Linked DNA regions of Mus musculus: region 1 is linked to region 2. Evidence: chromatin loops called from intact Hi-C (ENCODE). Cell type or tissue: heart. All regions are shown on one strand. Links, peaks and the distances in the headings refer to the core of each region. The heading gives the core; the rest is flanking DNA.

Region 1 (9,737 bases), core at 2,278-7,277, 49 kb after region 2:
ATGTTAGTTTAGGTGAGGTAGGCTTTTAGTACCAGCTCTGGTAATCTATAGTTGGGCTAATCTCTATCAAGGTCAAGACAGTCCACCTATAAACTTATATAGGATCTTCAGATTAGAAACTTCTGGAATTTAGGTGGGGGAGAAGGCTCTGCTGTTCTAAGCACTGGCTGCTCTTCCAGAGGAACTGGGTTCAATTCCCCACGCCCACATGGCAGCTCACAACTGTCTATACTTCCAGTTCCAGGGCCTCTAACACTCTCACATAGGTATACGTGGAGGCGAAACACTGATGCACATAAAATAATAATAAAAACAACAAAAAAGAAGCTTCTGGAATAATAGCCAGTAAGTTTGTCGTGACAGCCACTGTTCTTCTGAGTGCTTGAGAAATGAGAAACCTGGAAGCTCCTGTTCCTCTTGGGCGAGGGCACTGTTGTTAAGAACTGCAGCAGGCATCTGATTGGAAGCCCCTGGCTCCGGCACGTCAGCGCAGGATGGGACATGGCTATCGCAGTGCACATAGGCCAGTTTGAAACCTGCTTGTTGGCGTGAAGTGATGGACTTTTTGTACTTCTTGGTAGGATGCCTGTTGTCGAATATCATTTTCTCGCCATTATTGTGATGTTATATCTCAGATTAAAAAAATTCCATTTGGCCTTTAAGAATATTAGTGCATTAAAGCCAGAATGAATGTCAAAGATAGTTGCGGCTCTTTATAGTCTTGATAAAACTAATGGCCAAACCCAGATAGATAAATATAATAATGAAAAACAACAACAACAACAAAACAAATGTAGTGGTACAGGCCTATCCTGCCTTGGGGACCGAGGTAGGAGACCTTGTCACATGCACACACATACAGAGAGAGAGAGACAGACAGACAGACGGATAGACAAGGTTCAAAATGGAGATGAATAAGTCCATTAATCACCTTAATATTCAGACTAGCGAAGGACTCAGCTTGGGACGGTATCCTTTGCTTGGCTGGACACTTCTGAAGATTCTATCTATAAAAAAAATTAAAGGTTCCAGTTGTTCCTTGGGGGACTATAATTTGGGAACTCGTGAAAGATCTCAATTCATTAGAAAGATTTATAGCTCGTGGCCAAAAACTTCTTCAAAACTGGTCCTATTTGCAGCTTCTAAAAGTGTTCTTTTGATTGCTTCTTATGCAATTTTCAATTTTCTTTCATCTTCAGACCCCCCCCCCCCTTGTATAAGCCTCGTTTCAAAGAAAAAGCTAAATCTAGGATTTGGTGGGATGCAGACTTATTTTACATTTGTAGACATACTGTCTTGTCTGTTTGGCTCTGCAAAAACTACACTTTCCTGGTATAAACAGTAAGCTGCTTAGGGAAGAATTCCAGCAATTTGTCTCTCCCAACCTTGTACAAAGCAGTCAGGGAAGCAATTTTTATGCAGCCGACTCCCTATTCTTGTTTAATTTCCTCAGACAAAACAAGAGCTTGCGGTGGTGCCTGCCAGTTCAAAGCAGCTCTTCTCTCTGGCCTGGATTGTCACTTCATGAATCAGGAAGCTGGAGCTAACGGCCCTTGAGTCATCCAGTCTGGTTCTTGTTTTATAGATGAGAAACTGAGGTCTAGATTAAGTTAAGTCCTTGAAAGGCATGCTGTTTGCAAATGAAAAAAGGGGAAGAAAAAAAGAGTCTCGAATTCTGCTCTGTTTAATTTAGGACATCCTAGCTTCGCTCTTTCCCTAGCTGTCCCTTTCACTTTCTGGGGATTTGTTGTTTTGTTTTGAGAAGGGCTCTCCTGTAACCAAGTCTGGCCTCAGCTTTCTGTGTAGGCAAGGGTGAACTGATTCTCCCGCCTGCCATCTCCTTCCCAGAGCTGGGATTATGGCATGTGCTGCCATGCCTGGTTTATGTTGGGCTGGGGGTTGAACCCAGGGCTCATGTGTAAGTGCTCTTTGCCACCCTTGCTACATCCCCAGCGTTTGTTCAACTCTCTCTCTCCCTCCCTCCCTCCCTCCCTCCTCCCTCCCTTCCTCCCTCCCTCCCTCCCTCCCTCTCTCCCTCCCCCCCTCCCTCCCTTCCTTTTAAAAATAATGGCTGGAGAGTTGGCTCAGTGGTAAAAGGCACTTCTCCTTATTATGAAAGACCCAGGTTTGATTCCCAGCCCCCACATGGAGGCTCACCACCTCCCCAAGCCCCAAGGACACATAATGCACATAATGTACAGGCATTGATATTTACAATAATTTAAAAAATTTCATTTTATGTGCATTGGTCGGTGTTTTGTCTGCATGCATGTCTGTGTGAGGGTGTTGGATCCCTTGGAATTGGAATTACAGACAATTGTGAACTGTCATGTGGGTGCTAGGAATTGAACCCAGGTCCTTTAGAAGAGCAGTCACTGCTCTTAACCACTGAGCTATCTCACCAGTCCTTTGTAACAATTCTTTGTAACAATTATTCACGGTCTAGAATGAAAACATTAGTTTCTCTCCTAGGTGCACTTATCCTGTGCTTAAAACAGTATCAGGCTAGCACAGGGTGATCACCAGCCATGGGTTTGTATGATAAAGGATGGCTTTAGAGCTAGCAATTCCATTTAGTGAGAGAAATCTTGGTTGTAGACTATTCCAGGGTACGCTGTTACTGTTACTGGCCATCATGGGCTGAGGTAACTGTACTGTCTCACCGAGAGCCTTGCTGCTGCCAGGCTGAATTTAGTGCTTAGTGCTTTCTTTCCTGTTGCATGCTGTGTGGTTTGGCAGAGTTGTGTAAGAGTAGCTGCAGGGGAAATCTGAGGTGTCCTCAGGTGAGGGAAGTGGAGGGCGGGGCTCTCAAGATCTGAGTTGGAAGGACCGGATTGTAAGTGACTGCAGTCTTGTTTACACTTTTACCCAGAGACATGAATGGGATAGAGCACAGGTGTTTTGGCCCATTTCTGAGGAACACTGCTGAAGAAATCTGTCCCCAGTAGGAATTATACATGTTTTTTTCTTGTGTGATCAAGTATCTGGGGGGTGACTTCTGATAACCTATCTATTCCTGTGCAATGGGAAACCACAGGTGCCGTTTTGGAAAGAAGCAGAAACATGGTTGCATTGGGGGAAGAAGGGCGAATGACTGGACTGTCTTGTGTGTTTTATAGAAGAGTTATAAATAATATTTACAAATACTTTTTTTTTGGAAAATGTGTGCATATTCAATGGAGTTTTTATTCGGCCATTAAAAAGTAAGAATGAAATTATGTATTTGCAGGGAGATGGATACAAGTGTAGAGCCTTGCATCAGCAGTCAGTCAGCCTGAGAATGACAGATGTTGTACTCTAAATGCATATGTGTATGTATGTATATACACACACATGCATGTATATGTAATGTGAAAGTAGAAAGAGTATTTGAAAGGAACAAGGGCACTAGGGATGGAGGAGTGGAGGTGGGAAGACAGGTTAATAGGATATTAAAAAAAAAAGACAAACTATATGCTTAAAATGTAGAATAAGGAGTGGAAAACATGGCTCAGATATTAGAATGCTGGCCGAGCATGCTCAAAGGCCCTAGGTTCAATCACATGGCATACACTGTACGTGGGTGGCAACAAGCCTGCTATCCCAGCCCTGGGAAGATGGAGACTGGGGATATAAAGATACAGAGCGTTAGGATATATAGATATAGATATATAGCGTTAGGAGGATAACATGGCATATGGTGATGCTTAAAATAAATCAATATGTAAACAAGTCAAGAGTTGTCATCTGTACCTTGGATTACTCTTTGGGTTATGTCTAAGTCTCTGTCTCATGAGTAGTTGGCTGAAGGCAGTCTAAAGACAGGTCCACATTCGGGAGGGCCTCACCTCCTCATTGTGGCCGGCAGATGCACAGGACTAGCTGGGATTGCTAACTGGGATTTCTGCAAGGGGAAAGCTGTGGTACTTCAGAGAAGAGAGATGTCATGCAGGGTGGAGAGGGGTGCTCAGGGGCTGTTTGTGGAGTCGAATTGTGGATGTGAGATTTGGATTGTTCTAACGAAGAGAGCGGCGGTGTTTAAGACAGGAGCTGAACATCAATTTTTAAGGAGATTATAAGTCTCTTTGAAAGAAATTATATTATGTGCACAGCTGTTTTGTCTGCATGTGTCTCTCTGTACGAGATATGCTGGGTGCCTGTGGAGGCCAGAAGAGGGCCTACTAGCCCCTGGACTGGAGTTACAGGTGGTTGTGAGCCCCTTTGTGGGTGCTGGGAATTGAACCCAGGTCCTCTGGAAGAGCAGCTGGTGCTCTTTAACTGCAGAGCCATCTCTCCAGCCCCTGAGCATCCGAAAGTATTGGCCAGAGAAGAGGGTGAGTTTGACAGACAGTAGAGGAAAAGTGCAGCCTTAATTATAGGGCTGGAACATTTGGAGATTGCTGGTCTTTGGTTGTGAGTGTGTGTGTGTGTGTGTGTGTGTGTGTGTGTTTGTGTGTGTGTGTGTATACTCATGTGTATATGCGAACGTGCATGTGTATGTGCAAATATGCACACCTGTATTTCCCCAGTCCCAGGTAGGTGCTTTTACCTGGAGCCAACAGCAGGAGACTGCCTTTGAGAGCCTCTGCTTACTTTCCCGTGACTAAGAATCAGGAAGAGTGAAGATGGTCATTACCCAGCCTGTGACAAAGTGGCCTCACTACTTCCTGTTTCCATGGAGGAGGGGTGGTAGGAAGAAGCATTTTAGGGGACAGCTGTGAATGGAGTCTAGTTGGTGTCGGGAATCTCAGGGCCATGTTTTCTGTAGCAAACCCACCATATCCTTCAGGGGTAAACCCTTGGAGCAAACTGTAGCAGTCAGATGGAGTTGCACTGGTGAGTAATAGCAGCAGCTGGAGGCTGGGAACTCATCAACAGGCCTGGGAGGCTGGAGCTCCCTCCTCCTGCCTTCTGTGTCACTCACTTCTCCTAACCCACTTCCCCAACCAGTCCTTATTCAAAAACCACAGCCTACTCTGAAAGCGCAATAGAAAACAGCTGCCAGGGTACTTCTCCAAGTACCCTGCAGAAGGACACTATTCGGAACTGCGACCTCCATCCTGAGTGAGAGGCCATTTCTGAGAGAAGCCCCAGGGGCGGAGGGGGGGGTGCTCATTCTCTTTGGGAGCCTAGGGGTGCTGACAAGTTTACTGCAGCCCAGGGAGGGAAGAACAGGATGTGCCCAGCCACAGGCAATGATGGGACACCTCTTTTCCCTAGTGGGTAGGATATGAGGATGGACTGAGTGGCCATCCTGTTGTTCAGACCTGTAGAGATGAATCCTACAGGGAATTCCTTGTTTATAGCTGAGTCTCCCAAGTTGGTACTGTTTTTTCTTGGATGGGTACAGATTACCCGGTAATAAAGACAAGAAATAAATCTATTTAAAGAACTTTTTCTCCGAAACATAATATACAGACTGTCATATCCACGTATTTTCAATGCTCAATGGTTTTTTTTAAATGCTTGTTTTTATTTATGTATATTTGTGTGTATGTGTGTGTGTGCCTGTGTGAACTGATGTGCCCCACACGCCAGCAAATATCTGTGGCTAGAAGATGGTGTTAGGTCCCCTGAAACTGCAGGTATGATGCCTGATATGGGTGCTGGGAACTGAACCTAGATCTCTACAACAGCAGTAAGAGCTCTAACCACTGAGCCTTCCTCCCACCCCCCCCCACCCCCCCTCACCCCCGTCTAGTGACCTCAGTAAATAATGATGGAACCATTTAACTGTTGCCACAGTTCAGTTTGGGGCGCGTTCACCTCCCTAACAAGTTCCTCAATGGATAGATTGCTCAGGGGTCCATTCTCATACCCATATGCTAGAGCAGCAAATAATTTGTTGTAATGTCTGACATTGTCAACTCCCGAACATTCCAGAGACACATGGAATATAAATGTATTTGCCTGTGTCTTCTTTTGCTTAGCATACTTGTCAGCCCTCTATCTGTTTTAACTAGGGCTCAGGAGCCACATCGCTGTGTTTGTTATTCTCTAAGACAGTTTGTGATACAAAATAGGCAACCAGTCAATATGTTCGATGGTGGGAAGGGGACTCGATATTGTTTAACAAGGTGTGGTTCACTTCAGATCAAAACTATCCAGAAAAGATACTGTGTCTATTGAATATGTGTAGATATATTTTTGTTCTCATTTTTTTCTCTGTGTGTGTGTGTGGTGTATGTATATATGCATGGGTACATGCATATGCATGCATATAGGATATATGTGTGTGGAGGGCGGAGGTCAGCATTAGGTGTCTTATTTCACTGCTCTCCGCTTTATTTTTTGAGACAGGTTCTTTCACTGAACCTGGAGCTAACTGACTAGATAGACTGGCCGACTTTCCCGAGCCCCATCTTCCTGCCTTCATATCCCTTGGCAAGGTTACAGATGCACATGTGCCCAAACCTGGCATGAAAAATGGGGGCTGGGTTTCCAATGTCAGGTCCTCAGGTTTACGGGGCAGAAACTTCACAGGTTGTAGTTCTCATGTGATACAATGTAACCGTTGCCTACTACCACCTACATTATTTTAGGTCTGTCAGGCATCTGGAGTGACAGTGTAGGGGAGGGTACGCTTAGGCTCTGTCTGTGCCACACCACAGTTTGTAAGAGTCTGGATATCACTGAGTTTTTCTATCCTCACAGGGCGGGGTCGTGCAGTCCACCTGGACATCACAGCACACTATACCATCCATAGCTGTGTACCCAGCCATAGCTGACCTGTTTCATCTTGTTTATTAGCACAGCCACGTTGGTTTCCAGTGGCTGCTAGAGCAAATGGTGGCATATTCAGTGGCTGGGGACAACAGGAATGTGTTACCTCAAGTTCTGGAGCCCAGAGTTCTGAAATGAAGGTGTGGACTGGTCTGCATGCCCCCTGGAGACTCCCAGGAGAGTCCAGCCCATGCTACTGCTGGCTCCTAATGGTGGCTGGCACAGCACATCTCAGCTTCCACACATTCTAATCTTTCCTCACCTTGTAGAAAACACCCTGAGGTAACTAAAGATCCTAATGAGGCAGCACCCACAGCTGCAGGAGATTGGTTTAGAAATCTCTTCCCAATGTAGCAACTACTAACATTGAGCTAAGGGTATTGTGTAAGTGTATAGGTTTTTCTTCTTTCTGTCGCTCTCCTAGGAGTGGGTTTGCTGAGTCTAATTATTTAAATTTAATTATTAATTAATTTATAAATCTAATTTTTATTAAAGATAAAAATTAATTAAATTTACATTTAAACTAATTTAAATAAATTGGTAAGTTTATTTAATTTTTAAGAAACTGTCGATCTTGTTTCTAAAGGGGCTCCCATTTTGCAGTCCTACCAGCCAAGGTGGTGAGTTCGAGCTGCTCCGTTGTCTTGGCCAACATCTTTTTAAATGCAGCTGTTCCAGGAGGTGTGGACGTGGCATCTGATGGGGGTTTTGATTTGCATTCCCCTCGTGACTAACATTACTGAGTGTGTTTTCATATGCCTCTTAGTCACTCCTGTGGAGTTATGGTAAAGCACCTATGCAAAGCTCTGGCCTGGTCACCCCTGGTTCAGTTGTGATTTAGTCTGCTGCTTTCTGTTCTGGGGACTTAACATGGTCTTCAGGATTGCGGGGTGCTAGGTTTACTCTGTCCCCAGGGTATTGAGGGCTGGGAAAAGGCACCATCCCCGCATTGTGACCTATATCACTCTGTTACTAGAGGTAGATGTCACTCAAATGCATTCAAGTGACTGCTGAGCACCGTGTCAAGGAAGCCAAGAGACCACCCCCCCTGTTCCCTGAAGACCATAAGCTTAAATGAGTTTCATGTTGGCTGTTGTCTCATGGACAAGGGGACTGACCTACAGAGGTTCTCATTGTATTCGCTAGCCTGGATTCTTCGGTAGTGTTGTCCCAAGTTCAATTAAAGAGTTATTTCTGGGATCTGGATTGTACACTCAATATCTTTCTTCCTCCCACTAGACTATCATGTTTCCTAGGAACAGAGGCTACATCTATGTTTTTTTTTATCTGACACAGGATGTGGTATGTGTTAGGCAACCAGTCAGCATATTGGAGGACATATACAGCTCTGTTGAATGCTTTACATACAGAGGATAATATGAAATCATCCAACAGAGGTGGCTGACTTATTAAATACTGTAATGGATAGTGTTGGCTGTTAACTTGACAGTCCTGGAAAGAGAGAGCCTAAGCTGATGAATTCTTGGTCTGAAAGCTTGTCTTATCTGTTGGCTGGTGGAGGGTAGCCCACTGTGGGTGGTACCATCCTTAGGCAGGTGGGTCGGGGCTGTTTAAGTAAAGTAGCTGGGCAAGCCAGGTGAAGCAAGCTAGAAAGCAATGATCCTTCATGGTTTCTACTTCAGCTCCCGCCTCGGCTCCTCTAGATGATAGATTATAAACTTGGTCAGGATTTTATCACCATAGCAGAGAAGCAAGTGAGAACAAATGTACCGGGCAGTAACTTTTTAAAAGTGCATGTTTTCTAATCCACCCCCTTTGGTTCCTCTCATTAACAGCCATCTACAACTACAATGCATCTCAAGATGTGGAGCTCTCCTTGCAGATCGGCGACACCGTCCACATCCTGGAGATGTATGAGGGTGAGTGTATCTGCCTTCTGCTGGGAGGGGCCCACGAAGAATCAGTAGGAATTCGTTAACAATGAAGCACTAAGTGTTAGGATCCATGTGCTCTACTCCTCCTGCTGCAGGGCCAACAATGAGAGCCTAGGAAGTACCTAAGGTCACACAGCCCTATACGGAGAGTAATTTTCAACACACCCGCTTCATGGGAATGTGGATATGCCCAGACACCAGAGTCAAGATTCTCGCCACTGGATGCAAAAGAGTTAGCTGCAGAGCAGGCTAGGGAGACACACACGCTCAGAACATCAGGCCTGTAGTAGCTGGAAGGAAGCATCACCATTTCAGGGTGGGTCTCTTTCTACTTGGTGCCTAGCGTTTCCGGGTTGGGGGCAGAATGAGGGCAGAGCTTTGTGGCAGTACTGAGACTCTGAGAGAATTAGGTCAGGACGATAACGGCAGGTCCTGCTTGTGTTTGTTTCCTCCAGCCAGCTCAGGCTTGGGAAGTGGCTCTGTCTAACTGGAGCATTTCCTAAGACTGTGCAAAGCACAGAGCATGCCTGCATCTACCCCTCCCATCCTAGGAGACCTCCCCCAGGAATTCACATCTCTAGTCCCAAACCCTGGTACAACAAAAGTGTATCCAAGCCACTGAGGTCACGGAGCAAGACAGAGAACAAACCTTAGAGCCCAGTCCATCATAACCCATGAAAGTTGGGATTAAGAGACAGAGACAGGGAGCTAGGCAGATATTTTTTCTCTTAGAGCAAAGCTTATTGAGAAAGGCACTCTGCATGGGTAAATGCGGGGACCATGTAAAAGTGTCACTTACAAGCCTGCGCAGATCTCCAGGTTAGGTAGGGGGAAAGATGGGAAGCCTAGGGGAAAAAGGGAGCAGGATTTGGCCATAGTGAAGCTAGGTCACCCTTCTGCTTGCATGGGGCACTGCTGTATGGCTGCCTCCCTTTGAGCTGGGCCCTTGCACCACTTTTCCTTCTGTACAGTTCCGTGGTAGCTGTTAGGCTCCCAGGGGTAGCAAGGAGACAGAGAGGGCTATGTGAACTCTTCCATCCGTGTTCCTGCTTTAACTACCGCCCTGCCACCTTCAGGCCTCACTAGCCATTGGTTTGAAGTTAGCGCTCTACTCACAACACCTGTCATGCATGGTTTAGG
Region 2 (9,737 bases), core at 3,177-8,176:
CAGGGCCTCACTTGCTAATAGTGCCACACTCCCTGGGCTGAGCATATTCAAACCATCACAGTCAAGTCTTTTGCCTTCATTCAGAATAGACTTCAAAGAGGCTAGGTCAGAAGTTAATAAAAACAAAGAACCTGGATTCTCACTGCTCTTAGACACCCCACAGTCTCTGGCTTCTCAACCCCACCACCACACCTTCTCCGTCTCTCTCATTGAGAAAAGGTTTTATTACAGAGGTCAGCCTACCCTGGAATGTACCATTCTCCTACCTCCACCTCCAGAGCTCTGGGATTACGTATTCATAACCCTCTCCAGAGCCTTGTGATTTCTAAGTCAACCTTTACTACTTAGGGCTCTTTTCTCCCAGTGACTTTTCTCCCAGACCCTCATGCATATACTTCCAGTGAGAAAGTTTTTCCTTTGTTACCCTACTCCTAGATGTGCCCCAGCCATCCCACCTACCTAAGGGTGGTGGGGATCCTGTTTTTTTTATTTTTGTTTTTTAAGGGCCCAAGGGCCAAGTCAGCTTATCTGTTGCTTTTATATAGCCAGGAGTTATAACTGTTTTTCACTTTCCTAAATTACTGGTAAATAAAATCCAAAGAAGGCTATTTCATGCCTATGAAGATTATGTGAGATTCGGATACAAATAAGGTTTTATTGAACAGAATCGTAGTCATTCATTTACACACTGACTGTGGCGGCTTTCCTGTCTCAGCGCAGAGTCAAATAATTGCAACTAAGTCTTTATTTTGGTCAACAAAGGTGTATACACACACACACACACACACACACACACACACACACACACACACACATACACACACACACACACATACACACACATACACACACACACACACACACACACACACACACACACACATACACACACACACACACACACACACACACACACACACACACACACCTTTCCAGAAAAAAGGCCAGTGATCTTCAGTTTCCAGCAGGGCTCTGGGCTTGTATTTACTTCTGTCTGACACTAATTGACTGTGCAGGCAATTTTGTGCATCTTCTAAACCACCATTTCCACATTTGTTAGGTGAAGAGAATAAGCGTTACATCCGGGGTTCTCGACCTGTGAATCATGACTCCCACAGGGGTCACATATCAGATATCTACATTACAATTCATAACAGTAGCAAAATTACAGTTATGAAGTAGCAACAAAATTTTATGGTTGGAGGCCACCACAACATCAGGAACTATATTAAAGGGTCACATTATGAAGGTTGGGATCCATTGAGTTACTGCATTTATTGTGTCGGTAACAATTCTACCTCATCTGTCTTGAAGGAATGCATGGGTAGTAAAGAAACCAGGTATAAGTGGCCACACATGTTCCTTACTCTATAATGGCGAGTGTCTTCAAAACTGTTCTCATACTAAATGAAATTTCTAGATTAAGATTTTGTTTTCATGCCAGATAGGAAGAACTGCTGAATGTGACAGTCATGGAGACAATATCGTCCAAGTGTCACCGGGATCAAGAGCTGGTGAACTTCACTCCTACTACAGATATAGGTCAAGTGTAAGGGGACGATTTCCAGCTTTTTGCTCACAGCCCACGAGATTTCCATATTACCTCCTAACTTTCATCCTTATCTCATTTGAACAGTTTTACTAAGTTTGTTTTAAAAGGTTTATTTGTTATTTCATGTTATGTGCGTGCCGGCATCCATTTATGTGCCCCACATGCACACAGGAACCCACAGAGGTCAGAAGAAGATGCCAGATGCCCTGGAACTGGAGTTACATGTGTTTGTGAGCTGCCTTGCATGGCTGAAACAGAACCCGGGGCCTCTGCAAACGCTAAGTGCTCTTGACCATGGAGCTATCTCTCTAGCTCCTATTTTTTGTGTCTTGAGACTGGGTTTCATGTATCCTAGGCTGGTCTTGAACTCTTGATCCTCTTATTTCCATCTTCTGAGTGCTTGGGTTACAGGTGTGTATGACCCTGCCAAGCTTTATGAAGATATTTTTAATGTACATACACGGACTTTTCAAAAACCATATATACTATTTACAACTATATAAATGTAGTTCTTTTTAAATTGAAGAGCTCTCATCTGCCTCACACGACTGGGAACGTGTTACAGTTTCAACACACTGATGATTAATTTAAAATTCTGTGTCTGTGTTTGTGAGTGCTGGTGTGTGTGTGTGTGTGTGTGTGTGTGTGTGTGTGTGTGTGTGTATCACATGCGCATGAGGCCTGCAAGCTTCAGGGCAAACCTCCTGTCTCTACCTCCTTATAGAGATCTCCTATAGAGTCCCTGGGGTTACAGCACACCATGGCGCCACGTCCAGCTGTCCAGCCGCTGAGCAAACGAACTAATGATTTCTTAATGCTCTTAGCATCAATTTCCTCCGCAAGGTGGGACCAACTTATGTAGATGTCTGTGACAAAGGACATCCTAGAAATAAAACTGTGAGGGTCTTGTTTTGTAGTGTGAAAAGAGGTTGAAGTGCTGACCAAGCATAAATCTTCCCACAAAGGGGATCAAGAGAGGGGTGGTTTGAAAACCACGATTCTTGTGCTAACTTTTAGGGTCCACGTTGCCTCCAAAGATGGCAGACCCGAGGATGAGGATGGTCTGGCGATGCTCAGCACCTGCACAGTTTGGCATTAGAGCGTCATGTGAGCATCTCTGGGATGCCTGAGGAAGTGTTTGTGGGGATCGAAAGAGGAGCCCCTTTGCCCCATTCAGCTCAAGGGTCCCAAATTCCAGTCCATTTCTTGCTCCACTGCATTTGCCTGTAAATGCCCACAAACCTCTGCTTAGAACCAGTCATCATTTGTATTTCTCGTTATTTCCTGCACTTCCAGCAGCAACTCATCTCCCTATGTAGAAAAAAAAAAACAAAACAAACCAACACCCACAAAACTGTCCTTAACAGAACCCATATCTTCTCACAAGAAAGTTGTGTCAGTCAAACTTGGTAAAATAGACCTGATTAATGGGGAAAGTAGAGCCCTGGCTAGCCAGCTGTCTTCGTATCCTATATTAGGTACTGTCAGGGATAACTATAGAATTCAAGTCAATTAGCCTACCCTGGAAATTCATTTCTCTTTGTTTCTTTCTCTGGAGCTCCCACAAGCACAGATGTGAATATTCTTGTGTGCAAGAGTTGCTGGTATCTTTATGGGCTTTAGACTCTAGATAGCTGCAATTGTGGAATTAATTTCTCTCTCTCTCTCTCTCTCTCTCTCTCTCTCTCTCTCTCTCTCTCTTATGTTTTTCTGAAAAGACACCAGAGGAAAAGGAAAAAAATAATTCTGGGAAACGTGCTGTTATTCCACCCACCCATCTGGTCAGCTGTCTAATTTTAAACCTCATTTTAATAACAAGACTTTGAATAGCTGTGCTTTTATGATTTAAATGGACTGGGAATGGAACCATCTGATATCACAAAGTGGGTGGACTTCAGTCTGCAGAGGGAAAAGAATAAACACACTGGAAGTTTCTTCCATTCCCTGCAACTCTTTTCATAAAAGCAATCAACGATTGCAAAGCCTGAAATCTCCAGAGTCCAAATTCGAACCTGAAGTTTTGGAAAGATCAAAGTGTCAATCAATTGAAATGGTTCTGGTTGAAACTAAGTTCCACTGAGTAAAAGGATTAACGCTCCTAGTGTTCATTAAGTGAAAAGAGAGAGAGAGAGAGAGAGAGAGAGAGAGAGAGAGAGAGAGAGAGGAAGGGAGGGGGAAAGAGAGAGGGAGGGAGGGAGGAAGGAAGGAAGGAAGGGAAGAAGGAAGGAAGGAAGGAAGGAAGGAAGGAAGGAAGGAAGGAAGGAAGGGAGAAAGAAAGGAGGGAGGGAGAGAGGGAGGGAGAGAGGGAGGGAGGGAGGGAGGAAGGAAGGAAGGAAGGAAGGAAGGAAGGAAGGAAGGAAGGAAGATAAAAGCCTGCTTAAAGAACAAAGATCATCACTTCCCTGCACACAGGCAACTGAGGCAACTCAGGGCAGCTCCTGCCCCAGGGCAGCCCAGACCTAAGCTCCAGACCAAGGTTGACAGCTACTAAAGGTCCAAGGGGAGTAATAGCTGAGGGGGGGGGGAGTAAGTCCTAGGAAATACTCAAAGGTAAACTTTGATCCAAAGCAGAGGATATGCACAAGGATGCTATCATGGAAGATCAACAACAAACAGAAATGACAGCTGTGATCACCAGTCGTTCAAGCCCCGGGTCATTCTTTACTTTATCCCTCACACTACAAAATCAAAATTTGTAGAGCCTATGTGCATCTTTGACTGGTAAATCAGAGAGGCCAGTAAGCTTCATAGAGAATCCCTCTCTGCTCGCACTGTCTTCCTGTTGGCGCCCCCTTCAGTTTATGTCTAGAACTCCAGCCCCTTTCACAGCAGCCTACCATCCCTGGCGTTCTCCATTAACTGGCATCCTTAGTTAGCCCTTTAGAGTCAGTCGGTTCACACCACAGCAGACACAGTTGGACAGTGTCTGGTATCCCCACCGACACAAGCCCGAGAACCTTTAGAATCTGTAACAACACAGGAAGTCCTCGTCCGGGTCATGGCCCTCCTTCGCCGGTGCCTCTTGAGCCAAGTTTCCTGTTTCGCTCAGATCACTCGCTGTCCAGGATTCTATGCCAGTTTGGAGCCTGTTAGACCTGCTTGGTGGCCTTTGTGTTTGCTGTCCATGTGGTCCAGAACACTCCCCCTTTTATCATGGGGTCATCCTCACTTCCTGTAGTTCTGCCTTTCAGTCTCCCCTTATCTCAGATGTCTTTCCAGATGTTTCTGTGTAAATCTCTGGCACCCACACTCCCCATGTTCCTGGCTAGGGTTTCTCTTTGCAGGCCTAGCCTCCTTTGGCATGCATTAATTTCAAGTCTTAACTTCTTCCAACAGCTGTGTGAAGGTAGGGGTCTCATTTACCTCACTACTGAACCTCCATTCCAGGAACAGTGCCCAACACATAGTAGGTCACTTAGGGCGGAAGGAAGAGAAATTATCTAGCTTGGGTGGTTAAGTCGATCACAACATCATTGACCTAGAAGAAGTTATTTTTGGGGAGATGGTGGAAATCTTTGTGGATGTCAGGTCTACACTGATGGAAATATGTCTTGCTGTGTATTATAAATAGATTCCTATTGGAACTTTTTTCTTTCTTTTTTTAGAGTGTTTCCTTAGCCATTTTTAATTTCTTCTTTTGAGAACTGCTTAGTACAGTAGCTCAGTTTGTAGTTTGGTTGATTGCTTCCCTATTGCTTAGAATTTTTGGTGATTTTATTTTTCTAAATATTCAGTATTAAGTATACAATGAACATGTAACTTTAAATCACAAAGGAGATAAATGACACATTATGTAATCATACTCAACTTTAAGATCTCAACTATCAAGAATAAAAACTGGCATTAAAAAAAAAGAGATGCGACTGAACCACTTTAAGAAAGATGGCTGAAGCACGGTCATAAGTACCTATTGTTTCTTTCAACCAGGACTTTAAGTTCAGAACTTACTTTCTCAGGAGGAAAACCAAGACTAATATATATATATATATATTCAGGCATGGTTTGCAAAAAGTCATCAGAGTTCACTCATCTCTAATCAAGCATTACTGTCTATTACTGTGTGTTTTAATTACATGTTCTGTTCTTGTCAGGTTCCAAACCGGCAAGAAAGCCTCCACAGACTCCAAGAACAACACAATTTCCCGCAAGAGGTATTTTTCAGATGGCGAAGCTAACTGGTTGGCTGGTTAGTCTGAAATTTTACTTCTAAGTGTGAGGTGTCCTTACTACTAAGTAGCTTTTTCATTCTGGAGGTCTCTCCAAGATGGAAGCGCGTCTCCCCGCCGGCAGAGGGCGCCAAGCGCACCCCTGTGTAGTTTAACGCACAACTGCCTTTTGGAGTCCTCAGTCCCAGGCTGAAAAAGGACAGTGGTGGGAGTTGGGGGGTGGGGTGGTGGTGGTGGTGGTAGATGTTCTGGGGTCCTCCCCACAAGGATGCCTTCTGGGCAGGGGGTCAGTTGGAAAGGGGAACCTTTTGGAGCGAACTTCTTCCCTTAGTGTGAAAGTTTGTGTTGCTGCAACTGAGGAGAAATAAATCCCTGAGTTTGGGGTTTCCGGATTAGCGCTTTGTCAACAGTGTCCTAACGGAGGGTCTTCTAGATTGGATACGTCTACTTCTGAAGCGCCCGTGTCCCTTGCACCAGTTCTCTGCGGACCTTGAAGCTCGGCTTCCGGCTCTCTCGGGGCTGCAGCAGACGCTCCCGGAGGCGAAGGCGGGAGCTCACGGCTCATTCATTCAACAAATATTTACTGAGCGTCCGGAGGCGACCGGTGACTCTCACCAGCTCCTCCTCCGCGCTCGGCGGCGCAGCAGCCCGGGAGCGCTGGGCAATCGCAGAGCCGACGCTGGGAGGACCGGGCGGGCGGCTCCGGGCTGCGGCTCCAGCCGGGCGAGGCGGAGCCGGCGGGGGAGGCGGGCGGCCCCGGGGCGCAGAGGGCGCGGCCAGCGGGAGGAGCCCGGGCGGCGCCGGGGAGGGCGCGCGGGGCTGCACGGCCGCCGGTCCCAGCAGGTGACCGCGGGCGAGCGGGCGTGCGTGCGGGGCCCCGGGCGCGAGCGAGGCGGGACGGCGTAGACGCGGCCGGCGCGCCAAAGTCGTCCAAGTTTTGCCGGAACATGGCGGAGGAGTCCGGCCGGCGCAGCAGCGCTCCGAGCACGAGTGTCTGTAGCCGCTAGCGCCGCGGGGCGAGGTCGTCGCCATGGCCCGTTGGATCCCTACCAAGAGGCAGAAGTATGGGGTTGGTGAGTGCTTGCCCCGCCCCACCCTCGCCCGAGCGCCCGGGAGTCCACTTTGGCCCCGCGGAGCTCGCGCACACTCGGCCACTCGGTCCCGCTGCTGCACCCCGGGAGTCTAGCCCGCTCTGGTGTAAAAGTGCTTTTAGGCTTGGGGACTCTGATCCTCCCCTATCCGAACCCCAACTCTAGTGGCGCACACTGTGGGAACGCGCCAGGTCCCCACTGCCGTTGGTGGCCAGCGAGGGCCGCACGTGGGACGGTGCGCTTTGCGAGTGCCCTTCCCCAGATCCCACTTGGAAGCTCCAGAGTCCCTTTCCCTCTCTCCCTCCCTCCCTGGGACTGCAGTCCGGATCGCAGTCAAAGACAAAATGGGAAGCCGAAGTTGCCAGTAGAGGTGATGGAAGAGGCAGGAAGTGTGAGGCGTGGGAAGGAGGGCAAGGGGGTCCTGGGGCTGTTTGTGAGGACACCCATCTGACCTACTGGCGTGGTTGGAGAGGTGTGACACAGCTTCCCCCCAGGGGCAGGAAGAGGGTAGGTTCCGCGCAAGCGGGTGGCGTTTGTGTTCGCAGTACCCTAGCGCTCCGTCATTGCTGAACTCTGGCCTCTAGGTTTGGATCTGAAACCTTGGCGTTGAGGGGTTGGACCCAGGTGGAAAAACTTTCCACTTTCACTTTTCATTGAGCCAGGTCAGGGAGGAAGCACTCACCTTTAGCCGGACGATTGCCAGGAGAATTAGACTTTAAATGGAGCCTCTGGAATAAACAAGTGTGTTGTGTGGGAATTTTATCACTTTCTCTCAGGTCCACTCACTTGGCGCGTTTGAAATGCAACCCCTTACTTCACTCCTGTCAGCGCACCTCTTTTCCTTCAAGTCCTGGACCCACAGGAACACTGCCTGAAATTATCAGTCTGCCGTGACAGACATGAAGTCCTATGTGCCTATGTAACCGGGACTCAGACACCGCCTTCAGTCTTTAGTATATTATAATGTGATGCAGATTGAAAGCCTGCATATGTACATTTGCAAATATGTATATATACACACACACACACACACATATATATATGCATAATTCTCAACCTTTTTTTTTTTAATTTGTCTTTACTTTTAGAATTTTTGCTCCTCCACATGGCTGTGGGTTACATGGAAAGGTGACATTTCTTCAGTCCCAGATCAGTAGGTCTTGACTTAGCCTTGATAAGTAACTTGACTAGATACCTGCTAGTAAGTAGCTGGTCATTGTGTAAGTGAAATACTGTAAAATGGATGAAGGGTTGGGTGTGACAATCATAGAGCATGCCTAAAGCCCTGGCTTCCATCTTCTGTACCACAAGAGGAAATTAATTTATTTAAACATTATAGAGTACTAATTAATGACTAAAATATGCTTAGCAGTAACTAACCACTAATTATAAAAGGGTCATTTCTAACTTTACCTGGGTTAAAAGTTGTTCCCAACAAGTATGTTTCCGATGGGTTTGCTGTATGTAACCATAGGCACGGGAGTAAGAATGTTTCCAGTATTCCCGTGTTTTGGAGTCAGGTTTTTGGTTATTTATCAGTGGGCACTGAAAGTGTTCGGATAGTGTTTCTAGGGGACAGAGCTTAGCAGAGTTGTTCCAGGGTGTAATCTGGGGCAGTTACTTCACTAGACACAGCAGATCCTGGTAGGTATGGATGCTGAAGCACAGAATATGCGCTGACGTCAGGGATGAGTGTTCGTGGGAGGGGGCGGGTTCTGTGCTCTTGCATTTGGAAGCAGATGTACCTGGCTGCAGGGTCCAGTTGTCAGAGTCCCCACACTGAAGTCCCTCCCCCTTCTGTGAACTCTTCACTGTAGACAGTCCACTCATCTCTGTGGTTAGGTATTCTATGGAAAGTCACTTCTGTGGGACTTCACTCTCCTGTGCTTGTACCCCCATCTACAGGACACCCCTTCCCCCCACACATACACTGCATCCCACACCCCAGCCTTTTTTCCTTGGGGTTCAGTTCTGCCTTCTGCTTTCTTCCTTCACCTCTGCAGCTTTTCACTGCAATCTCTTGATCATACCTTACTTTCTTTCTTGCCTTATTCCCCCTCCCCTACCGGGTGCTATAGACTGCTAGCCTCTTCAGCAGAACAGCTGGGGCTACTGGCCAGAAGCAAATCAGCTTTATTGACTGTTAATGTAGGAAGGCTTAGTTAAGGAAGGTCACTGGTTTCTCTTCTGGGACCCCAGCCCTTCCCTCTGACCCCTTCTGACTAGTGGTTTGTGGGTGTTTTGTTTTGTTTTGTTTTGTTTTTGAGACAGGGCTTCTCTGGGTAGCCTTAGCTATCCTGGAACTCACTTTTGTAGACCAGGCTGGCCTCAAACTCCTGTGTTCAAACCTGCCTCCTGAGCGCTGAGATTAAAGTCATGTAACCACCATTCCCAGCATGACTAAGGGTATTAGTTCTTCCCTAATTGCACATACGTAAAGGGTGCAAGGGTATTTATCGGGAGGGGGAGTCGGTCATCCACGCTGGGGTGAGACTTTCTAGTGTTGAGGTTGCTTTGGGGTCACCTGCTCTTCTCGTGCTCAGTAAGGAAGCCCAGAGAACTCGTCATTGGCTCTCCCAAGTGTGACTTTTGATGGAATTGTACTTTGGTTTGTTCTATAAAGGGGGGTAGATGTTTGCTTATGTCTCTCCAGGGGAAGATTCTGGCAAGTGAAGGTTGTGGGTTTTTATTTCTGCCAGTAAGAGGGTTTGGCCAGGTAAACAGTAATCCTCCTTACAGTTCTGTCCTCTGCAGTTACAGTTTTCAATAGTCAACGGAGGCCCGGATATGATATGGGATATGAGAGAGAGAGAGAACAGGAACGCATTCGTACGACTTATGTTTCCATACATTATTCTATTTTATTACTAGCTGTTCCATTTTTGACAATGCCGATTAAATATCAGTTAAACCTCTCAGAAGCATTTG

Evidence for each region. Hi-C counts contacts between places; a loop is a spot of excess contacts. Peaks named below come from ENCODE experiments on the same cell type or tissue, not always from the same donor. Only the 100,000 strongest peaks of a DNase experiment are listed, where the experiment ranks them.
Region 1: it touches region 2 in a loop (3-fold over the local background); 1 of 42 quality-filtered maps calls a loop at or near these places.

The regions. Positions count from the first base shown.
Region 1 is chr14:67,880,044-67,889,780 of GRCm38, reverse strand. Dock5 (dedicator of cytokinesis 5) reads left to right here. Exons shown (of 52, transcript NM_177780.3): 2 at 8,499-8,582. Among named protein-coding and RNA genes, the nearest start is that of Mir6539, 25 kb to the right of the region's middle. In heart, for the core only: no CTCF peak of the experiment used is centred there; a DNase peak (open chromatin) is centred at 4,920.
Region 2 is chr14:67,930,346-67,940,082 of GRCm38, reverse strand. It overlaps Dock5 (dedicator of cytokinesis 5), which reads left to right and starts at 6,511. Exons shown (of 52, transcript NM_177780.3): 1 at 6,511-6,791. The coding sequence starts at 6,749. In heart, for the core only: CTCF peaks have their summits at 4,349 (motif pointing left) and 5,829 (motif pointing right); DNase peaks (open chromatin) are centred at 5,942, 6,492, 6,782 and 7,222; H3K4me3 peaks cover 2,073 bases; H3K27ac peaks cover 1,789 bases.